Linked DNA regions of Homo sapiens: region 1 is linked to region 2. The links are chromatin loops, found by intact Hi-C in ENCODE. Cell type or tissue: mesothelial cell of epicardium. All regions are shown on one strand. Links, peaks and the distances in the headings refer to the core of each region. The heading gives the core; the rest is flanking DNA. Region 1 has its middle 23 kb from the start of SLC28A3-AS1. Region 2 has its middle 44 kb from the start of RMI1.

What was found. A loop is a pair of places that touch in the nucleus more often than their neighbours do. Peaks named below come from ENCODE experiments on the same cell type or tissue, not always from the same donor. Only the 100,000 strongest peaks of a DNase experiment are listed, where the experiment ranks them.
Region 1: a loop joins it to region 2, with 9 times the contacts of the local background. A loop is called at or near these places in 1 of 110 quality-filtered maps.

The regions. Positions count from the first base shown.
Region 1 is chr9:84,252,167-84,257,548 of GRCh38, forward strand. No RefSeq gene overlaps it. Among named protein-coding and RNA genes, the nearest start is that of SLC28A3-AS1, 23 kb to the right of the region's middle. In mesothelial cell of epicardium, for the core only: no CTCF peak of the experiment used is centred there; a DNase peak (open chromatin) is centred at 2,982.
Region 2 is chr9:84,022,331-84,027,712 of GRCh38, forward strand. No RefSeq gene overlaps it. Among named protein-coding and RNA genes, the nearest start is that of RMI1, 44 kb to the left of the region's middle. In mesothelial cell of epicardium, for the core only: no CTCF peak of the experiment used is centred there; no DNase peak of the experiment used is centred there.

The DNA of each region.
Region 1 (5,382 bases), core at 275-5,274, 230 kb after region 2:
GAACTATTACGACTGCAGAAAGAATGAGATGTTTAGTATTTATGGTCTGTTTTTTTCCTGGGTAGATATCGGGGAAGTTGTAAAACCCTTAAAGTCTACAAAGAGTCATACATAGTGCTGTAATACACTCTGTATCCATGGGGTATTAGTTCCAGGACCTCTGAGGATACAAAAATCCTTAGAAGTTCAAGTCTCTGATATAAAATGGCATAGTATTTGCATATAATCTATGCACATATTTTCATAAGCTTCAGATCATCTCTAGATTACTTATAATACCTAATACGATGTAAATCCTATATAAATAGTTGTTAGACTGTATTGTTTATTATTTGTAATAATTTTTGTTGTTGTATTGCTGTTTTTATTTTTATTTTTCTTGGATATTTTTGATCCAAGGCTGGCTGAATCTACAAATAAAGAACCTGGGCTACGTTGGGCCAACTGTAAATAAAACTTACTCATTAAACAGGGTATGGAAAATTTGACCAGGGAAGGTCTAGTCTTAATACCACTGTGCCCTTATTTTCAGCCAGCCATCTCCCCTAAGTTTTGGCTGTGTGTGTGTATGTGTGTGTTGGAGCATGTGTGGAGAAGTAGTAGTGTTCTCGAGAGGAGAAAAGTGTGAGAGCATGGAGCACTCTCACCTTGCATTTTGTTCTCATCCTTTCTTCTCAAGGAGCACTTATAGGCTTTGTGATGGTTAAACCCACAGGTAAAAGCGCTAGCCCTTTTCTAACATTAATGGGTTACTACAAGGCAAGGTGTGAGCTTACATTGGACATCATATTTTGAGAAATAATGAATGATGCTCTGGCTGGACTGTAGGGTTGAGGGATTCTTACAGAGAAGAGCTCAGTAGATTTTTTTCCCTCCGTCTAGGAAGAATGCCCACAGCTGCCACATTGCTACCTGCTTAGTGCAGCTTGTGGCTACTTGCAACTCGGCTCACAGTCACCCGTTTTCCGGGTATACCTAAAGCTCTTACTCGTGACCCTACTCTGTGACTTGGCATTCAAAGCCCTCCAGGATTTGGCTACAACTCTCTTTTATAAGCTCCTTTGCTTCTCTGCCCCTGCCTGCACCCTGTGCTCCAAGCAAGTTAAATGCCTCCCTCTTCCCTACACAGCCTCATCCTCCCCCACGTTGTGGCTTTGCTCGCGCCTGCTATGTTTGACAGTGACTCTGCTTTTCTACCTCCATGTGCCCAAATACTTTGTACTTTCAGGTTTAATGCATACCTCATCTCTCCATAAAACCATGCCTTATCCCTTCTATCTCAATGTTACCTCTTTCTCCTCTGAACTCTTATAATATTTTATCTGTCTCTCTCAGGACCACCTCTTACTCCTTTGGTTAGTTATTGATGTTCACGTCTCATTTCTCCCATTAGATTGTAAGTTTCTTGAGGGCAGGGCCCATATGAAATTTATCTGTCCCTCAAGTGGCATCCTGCACATAGTGGGTACCTAGCCACCATTTGTTGACTAAATGAATGAAAACAGCATTAATCAAAAGCTTTGGAGATTGACATTCTTGGAGAAATGTTGGTCAAAGTGCATTCCAAGGACCATTTACTTGGGGTGGGGACAGAAGCTTGTTGAAAATGCAGACTCATGGATCCTACTAAGATTTACCAGATCAGAGTCTGTGGAAGGTGAGGCCTGGAAATTTGTGCTTTAAATAAGATTCCTGAAAAGTCCGATGTTCAAAAGCCCATAGATTTGCAAAAAAATATTCAGTCCAGTTGGAGTCAGGCCCTTTAAGCTAAGCACATAGAAAGTGAGAACTAGGGGCTAGGGAAATGTTAGTCCACAGATACCAGAGAGGGCATTTGTATCAGCTTTAAAGCTGGAAAAGGGAAGTTGACATGAATATTAGTTATGATTTGTAGGAAGTCTGTCATCTAATGCAGAGAAGCCTTTGAAACATGCATTTCAGGGTAAACAGTTTATTATGTGTGTTGTCCATCCAACACTCTGTGTTGCCAAGGCTTGGTTCCAGATTCGGAAGAGACTCCTATTGGAAAATTCAAAGGCCATTGGTTTATTGAACAGAACTGGGAGCTCGCTTATTTATTTATTTATTTATTTATTATTATTTTTTTTTTTTGGAGACAGGGTCTCTCTCTGTCACCCAGGCTGGAGTGCAGTGGTGTGATCGTAGCTTACTGCAGCCTTGAATTTCTGGTCTCAAGCGATTCTCCTGCCTTAGCCTCCTGAGTAATTAGGACTACAGGCACATACTACCACACCTGGCTAATTAAAAAAAGTTTTTTTTTTAGTGATGGGATCTCACTATGTTGCCCAAGCTGGTCTCAAATTCCTGGTGTCAAGCTATCTTCCTGCCACAGCCTCTCAAAGCCCTGGGATTACAGTTGTGAGCCCTGTTCCCTGCCAGGAGTTCACTTATTAATTTAAAAAAATTTTAAGTAAGTAAATAAGAAAAATCAGCCAGGCTATAGAAGTCAGAGTGAAAAAAATTCAGCTTGGTCGCAAAAGAAAAAACACCATACAGCATCCAAGTGAATATTTTTAATGCTTATAAAATTTTAATAGGAAGTGTGAGATGGATTTTTGCAGGCTTTAGTTACTACAGCCAATTGGTAACTAAGGAAATACTCTATTCTTCCCTACTGATTTTTCCAGGTGATTTAAACCAAGGATAAAAGCCCTCAAGAATTTGTTTTTAAAGTAATATCTCTAGCTGTCTAGGGAGAAAGGAAATAAAATGAAAGTCACTCCTCTCTTTACATAAAAAACCTTTCCCTGAAGAAAAGTAGTGTGGTGGTCAGTGGTGTTAAGAAAAGGTAAAAATGGACAAGTATTTTTAAAATGACGGTATAACTAGGGTACTGCTAATATTTAGAAAGACAGACAATTATAACAGTTGAGCTGCAGAGAAAATGGCTCAATGTTCTATTTTCAGCTTTTCAACAGGTCAGAGTCATCTAATGAGGGCCGTGGCAGGGTGGCAGGCACACTTCCAGCCGAACTGGTTGTACAAGCTTCTTGTACTAAAAGCAGTCTAGAAGAACCTTCCTAGCATCGAAGCAGCAGGGAGAAGAGCCTGTAGGACCCATTTTTCTAAACACTGTGCTCTTCTTTTTCCTTTTAATTTTCAACTTGGTGTCCATTAGGAGATTTACCTGGCTGCATCATTCAGACGGTAGTTATTGAGTTTCCGCTTAGCCAAGGGCTGTGTTATGTATTTTCTCTGCCTCTCATGTCCTGAGCCAATTTGCCTTATCCAAGCACATCTCTGTTATTATTCTGGAAATTGGGCCATCCTGACAGTCTCAGACAGAGCCACCTCAGCTCTGATTTATTCTGCGAATGTCTTGCTTAAAGGCACAGAGGCAAACCTCTTCAGAGGTATATTTCTCCTGAGTATAAATGCAGTTGTATGTATAGGATTGACAAATTCAGGTTTTTTCCTGCTGTCTGAAATACGGTGCCCCTCTTACCTCAAAAAAGCAAACAGCACAACCTATACTGTGCATGGCTAACAAGACCACCAAATCACAGTGACAGTGGGTGCCTGATGGGATGTGTACCTGAGAGAGCCCCATCTGGGGTCCCCTATCTAGCACTGAACTCAGCAACCATAGCTCTATTAAACAACTTCACCTGCATGACGTCCTTATCACAGAATTGTTGTTCCCCAGGACCGAGACAGAGATTAAAGTAGGTAGGTGGGGAGATGGGATCAAGGTCCCTGCTGGTGTTTCGTTGCTGTGACAATATCCAACCCTATGGGATTGTAGCTCAAGTAGATACTTAGATCAGGCTCCTCTGAGGAAGATTACAGGCAGTTCTTATTTCTGGAGAACTTATATGTGTGAGCCTGGCATTATCACCTTGACTAATGAGTGTTAAAAGAGAAATCAGAATCCCTGAGGACCTCCCGAGAAGAGCTTTTCAGGAAAAAAAAAATGACACAACACCCGGTGCTGACTTTCCCAGTTGCTCAGTCTCCCTCGAGTCCTCGGGGCTTGTGATGTACACCAAGCTTCCGTAATGTCTATCAATTACTTTGGAAGGTAGAGGGCACCGTGAAAACTGTAACAGTGAGTCTTCCTTCCAGCTGTGAACACTAAGCAAATTCGTACCTTCACTCTTCCCCACTTACTCCTCCCTGGCTTTGATCTCAAACTGGTCCTGTCTGTTCTTTACTAGTTACTTATGGTATGGTTTTTGGATCAGGATACTGGCTACAAAGGTTTAAAGTCTGGAAAATAATTTGCCAAAGTAACACCCCAAAGGATACTTCCTGGATAGATAGATTAGACTATCATCTCCCTACCCAGTGGGCAATGGGAGCGTTACTAATGGTGAGCAACTGAGTGTGAAGTGTCTGCTGATGTGGGACAGTGTAAAGCATTCCACAGCTTTCCGGATGGATTCTAGCCTAGAAATGTTGGAATCTAATCCCTTGGATCTGATTTCCAGTTCACAGGGAATATAGAGATGGAAGAACAAGCTTAATAACTGAGGACCTGGGTGTGGTAGCTCCAGCCTGTGGTCCCAGCTACTTAGGAGGCTGGGGTGGGAAGATCATTTGAGTTTGGGAGGTGGAGGTTGCAGTGAGCCGAGACTGCACCACTGCACTCCAGCCTGGGTGACAGAGCAAGAAACAAAACAAACCAAACAGAAAACTTGTCTCAAAACAAAACAAAACAAACAACACCCCCCACCCCCAAAAAAACTGAACATCTAAGGAAGCAACAAGGCAAATAATTCCAGAGGCTGGGTCTTTAACTAGACAACTGGCCTAGACTCTTCAATCAGTGATGAGCAGTAAGAGACGAGTGTTCTAGATTTAAAGAGATTTTAAAAACATTACAACCAGATACAGCGTGTGGTCCTGGATTGGATGTGGTTTAGCTAAACTCCTAAAATAACAGATGTTTTGGGGACAATGGAGAAAATTGGAAAGGCATTAAATAAGAAGAAAATTGATTGACATGGAAAGATGACTGATTTTATATATGTATATATATATATACTTATAAGAGTATACCTGTATATGTATATATAAAATACATATATATGTACAGAGAGAAAGTGTGGGAGGATTTGCACATTGGGGTTAACTGTGGTAATCTTGGGGGAATAAGAATATGATGGTTTGATTTTCCTTTTTTTCTCATCAACACTTTCTAATTTTTTCTTTGTTTTTTGAGACAGAGTCTCGCTCTGTCGCCTAGGCTGGAGTGCAGTGGTGCAATCATGTCTTACTGTAGCCTCAACTTCCCGGGCTCAAGCAATCCTCCTGAGTAGCTGGGACTACAGATGTGTGCCACCATGTTTGGCTAATTTTTAAATTTTTTGTAGAGATGGGATCTCACTATATTGCCCAGGCTGATCTCAAACTCCTGGG
Region 2 (5,382 bases), core at 170-5,169:
TTAGTTAAGTATATACCTAATTAACTATGTTTGAAAGATGATTCTAAAATGAATCAAGTTATCTTTGCTCTGGATTATCCAACTTTGCATTCCTTATATTTAGTCATTAATTGCTACATATTATTTGACTTCTTTGGAACTCTTTCTAACTATTTTAAAATGTTTTCAATCAGAAGCAATGGAAAAGAACAATATCCAGAGAAATGGATAACAACTGGAAAGGGAAAGTGGAATGGTTTAAAGTGGCACACATAAAAGATGTTTGTTCTTACATCCTTTTCCACTGAAGTCTTATTCTTCTCTTTTTTGAGACACAGTCTCGCTCTGTTGCCCAGGCTGGAGTATAGTGGTGCAATCTCGGCTCACTGCAAGCTCTTCCTCCTGGGTTCACACCATTCTCCTGCCTCAGCCTCCTGAGTAGCTGGGACCACAGGCGCCCGCCACCACGCCTGGCAATTTTTTTGTATTTTTAGTAGAGACGGGGTTTCACTGTGTTAGCCAGGATGGTCTCGATCTCCTGACCTCATGATCTGCCCACCTCAGCCTCCCAAAGTGCTGGGATTACAGACGTGAGCCACCGCGCCCAGTCTTGAAGTCTTATTCTTAAGGGACTTGCATAAAAGAGAATGTGTCAGACAGGCCATGCTAAGAAGACCAGTTAATACTTTCCAACAAATATTGCTTTATATACGCGAGCGCAGGTATTTTCTGGAACTTCTGTGTTTGAATATAGCAATCTATACATGTTATACTAGAAACCTGTTTTTGGATATTCAGTATATATCCTGGCAACCCATCATCAAATTTACTCTTTGACTTTCTTTTCAGTTGTGCCATCGAGAATAGACAAGTCATGTTTCCCCAAACTTCAGTTTTCTTATTTATCCAGTCAAAATACTGGACCAGATGACCTCCAAGACCTCATCCTTCCATAAAATTCCACGATTCTATTACTTAGATCTTCTTACTTTATTTTTAGTGGTTCATAATATGTCTTTTGATCAATACCTTAGAGTATAATTTACATATGTTTAAATATACAAATTTTAAATGTATTGCTCAATGGCTTAATAAAAATAGCTTTATTGGGATATAATTAACGTGCCACGAAATTCACCTGTTTAATGTGTACAGTTCAATGGTTTTTAGTATATTTAAAGATTTTTTTTTTTTTTGAGACAGAGTTTCCCTCTTATTGCCCACGCTGGAGTGCAATGGCGCAATCTCGGCTCACCGCAAGCTCCGCCTCCTGGGTTAAAGCAATTCTCCTGCCTCAGCCTCCCGAATAGCTGGGATTACAGACATGCGCCACCAGGCCCTGCTAATTCTGTATTTTTAGTAGAGATGGGGTTTCTCCATGTTGGTCAGGCTGGTCTCTAACTCCTGACCTCAGGTGATCCGCCTGCCTTGGCCTCCCAAAGTGCCGGGATTACAGGCGTGAGCCACCACATGTGGCCTATATTTAAAGATTTTTATACCTATCATCACAGTCTAATTTTAGAAAATTTTTATCACCCTAAAAGAAACCTGGTACCCATTAGCAGTCGCTCCTGTCCTCCCTTTCTCTTTACCCTGCCAGTTCTTGGGAACCACTGGTCTACTTGCTCTTTCCATATATTTAATATTTGTCTATTTTGGCCCTTGTTTTTTTTTTTTTTTTTTTTTTTTTTTTGAGTCTAGGTCTTGCTTGGTCACCCAGGCTAGAGTGCAGTGGTGACATCATGGCTCACTACAGTATTCTGGCCCTTTCATAGGAATGAAATCTTACAATGTGTCATCTTTTGTGACTGACTTATTTCATTTGGCATAATGTTTTCGAGATTCATCCACGTTGCAGCAAGTATCAACACTTCATTCCTTTTTTTTGCCAAATAGTGTTCATTTTGTGCATGTACCACATTTTATTTATCCATTCATCAGTTGATGAAAATTTAGGCTGTTTCTACTTTTGGTTATTATGAATAATGTTGCTATGAACAATTGTGTTCCTGTGGACATGTGTTTCTATTTCTCTTCGCTACATACCAGGAGAATTGCTGGGTCATATGGTTCTCTACTTTTAATATTTTGAGGCACTGCCAAACTGTTTTCCAGAGCGGTTGCACCATTTTACATTCCCATTAACATGTACAAGGATTTCCATTTCTCCACATCTTTGCTAACAATTATTACTAAGTTTTGTTGTTGTTGTTGTTTTGTTTTTTGTTGTTGTTGTTTTGAGATGGAGTTTTACTCTTTTTGCCCAGGCTGGAGTGCAATGGCATGATCTTGGCTCACTGCAACCTCTGCCTCCCAGGTTCAAGGGGTCCTCCTGCTACAGCCTCCCAAGTAGCTAGGATTACAGGCACGCACCAACATGCCCAGCTAATTTTTGTATTTTTAGTAGAGACAGAGTTTCGCCATGTTGGCCAGGCCATTGTTGAACTTCTGACCTCAAGTGATCTGCCCGCCATGGCCTCCCAAAATGCTGGGATTACAGACGTGAGCCACTGCACCCGGCCAATTATTACTAAGCATTAAAATTAATTAATATTATCTTTTTGATTATAGCTATTCTAATAGATGTGAAGTGGTATCTCATTATTCCATGACTTTTAAGTTACCTACCTCTTTGTGACCTCCACCTACATGAAAATATGTGATGTTTCTATTCCTCCTGAAAATTTCTTTGGTACCTTTCTTCAGTAAACACTAGTTGCCTGCCCCTGGGTAACTACTCTTCTGACATCTACCACTGTAGATTAGTTTTGCCTGTTCTTGAATTTCATATAAATGCAACAAAACAGTATGTATGATTTATATATCAAAGCACATGAATGTTCATAGCAGCATTATTCATAGTAGGCAAAAAGTGGAGGTAACTCAAGTGTCTATCAACTGATGAATGAATAAACGACATATGGTATATCCATAAAATGGAATACTGACATAACTTAAAAAGTACTACCTAAAGTAGCAAGTGCTGATGTAGAAGCTGCAGCAAATTACCCAGAAGGTCTAGCTAAGGTCATTGATAAAGGTGGCTACACTGGAGAAAATTTCAATGTAGACAAAACAGCCTTAAATTGGAAGTAGATGCTGTCTAGAATTTATACAGCTAGAGAGGAGAAGTCAACACCTAGCTTTAAAGCTTCAAAAGACAGGCTGACGTTATTGTTAGGGGCCAATGCAACTGGTGACATGTGGTTGAAGCTGATGCTCATTTACCATGTTTAAAATCCTGGAGCCCTTAAGAATTACGTTGGCTAAGTATGAGGGCTCACACCTGTAATCCCAGCATTTTGGGAGGCTGAGGTGGGTGGATTACTTGAGTCTAGGAGTTCAAGACCAGCCTGGGTACCATGGCGAAAAACAGTCTCTACAAAATATACAATTAGCCAGGTGTGGGTGTGCCTGTGGTCCAAGCTACTTGGGAGACTGAGGTGGGAGGATCACCTGAGCCTGGGGAGACCAAGGCTGCAGTGAGCCATGATTGTGCCATTCCAGCCTGGGCAACAGTGAGACTCTATCTCAAAGAAGGAGAATTATTTTAAGTCTACTCTACCTGTGTTCTATACGTGGAACAACAAAGCCCAAATGACAGCACATCTATTGACAGCGTAATTTACTAAACAATTTAAGCCCACTGTTGAGACCTATTCCTCAGAAAAAAATATTCTTTTCAGAATATCACTGTTCTTTGACAGTGCACCTGGTCACCCAAAAGCTCTAATGGAGATGTATGAGGAGATTAATATTTTCATGCCTGCTAAAACAATATCCATTCTGTAGCTCATGGATTAAGGAATAATTTTTCCTTGATCTTAATTTTTCAAGTTGTTGTTGTTGTTGTTGTTGTTGTTGTTCTTCTTCTTCTTCTTCTTCTTCTTCTTCTTCTCCTCCTCCTCCTCCTTCTTCTCCTTCTTCTCCTTCTTCTTCTTCTTCTCCTTCTTCTCCTTCTCCTCCTCCTCCTCCTCCTCCTCCTCCTCCTCCTCCTCCTCCTTCTTCTTCTTCTTCTTCTTCTTCTTCTTCTTCTTCTTCTTCTTCTTCTCCTTCTTCTTCTCCTTCTTCTTCTCCTTCTTCTTCCTTCTTCCTTCTTCTTCCTTCTTTCTTCTTCTTCATCTTTTTTATTTGAGAGTCTCACTTTGTCACCCAGGCTGGAGTGCAGTGGGATGATCTTGGTTCACTGCAACCTCTGACTCCTGGATTCAAGCAATTCTCATGCCTCAGTCCCCTGAGTAGCTGGGATTATAAGCGTGCGCCACCACACCTGGCTAATTTTTGTATTTTTAGTAGAGACAGAGTTTCACCAAGTTGGCCGGGCTGGTCTTGAACTCCTGACCTCAAGTGATCCACACACCTAGACCTCTTAAAGTGCTGGGATTACAGGCATGAGCCACCGCACCTGGCCATGTCTTATTATTTAAGAACTACATCTCATAAGGCTATAGCTGCCTTAGATAGTGATTCCTCTGATGGATCTGAGCAAAGTAAATTGAAAATTTTCTGGAAAGGATTCACCATTCTAGATGCCATTAAGAACATTTATGGTTCATAGGAGGAGGTGAAAATATCAACATTAACAGGAGTTTGGAAGAAGTTGATTCCAACTCTCATGGATGACTTTGCAGGGCTCAAAACTTCACTGGAGGAAGGAACTACAGAGGTGGTGGAAATAGCAAGAGAACTAGAATTAGAAGTGGAGACTGAAGACGTGACTGAATTGCTGCAATTTCATAATAAAACTTGAAAGGATGAGGAGTTACTTTTTATGGATGAGAAAAGAAAGTGATTTTTTGAGATGGACTCTACTTCTGGTGAGGATGCTACAAACGTGGTTGAGATGATAACACAAGATTTAGAACAGTACATAAACTTAGATGATAAAGCAGTGGCAGGGATTAAGAAGATTGACTTCAATTCTGAAAGAATTTCTACAGTAAGTAAAATGCTATCAAACAGCATTGCATGCTACAGAGAAATCTGTCATGAAAGGAAGAGTCAGTCAATATGGCAGACTTCATTGTTGTCTTATTTTAGAAATTGCCTTAGCCACCACCCTGATTAGTCAGCAGCCATCAACATCCAGGCACGGCTGGGCGTGGTGGTTCATGTGTGTAGTCCCAGCACTTTTTCAGGCCAACGTAGGAGGATCACTTGAGGCCTGGAGTTTGAGACCAGCATGGGCAACAAAGGGAGACCTTGCCTTTACAAATAAATAAATAAATAAAAATTTAGCTGGGCATAGTGGTGCACACCTGTGGTCTCACGTACTCAGGAGGCTGATGTGGGAGGATCACTTGAGCCCCAGAAGTCTGAGGCTTGCAGTGAGCTATGATCATACCACTGCACTCCAGCCTGGGTGACAGAGCAAAACCCTGTCTCTAAAATAAAAAAAAAAAA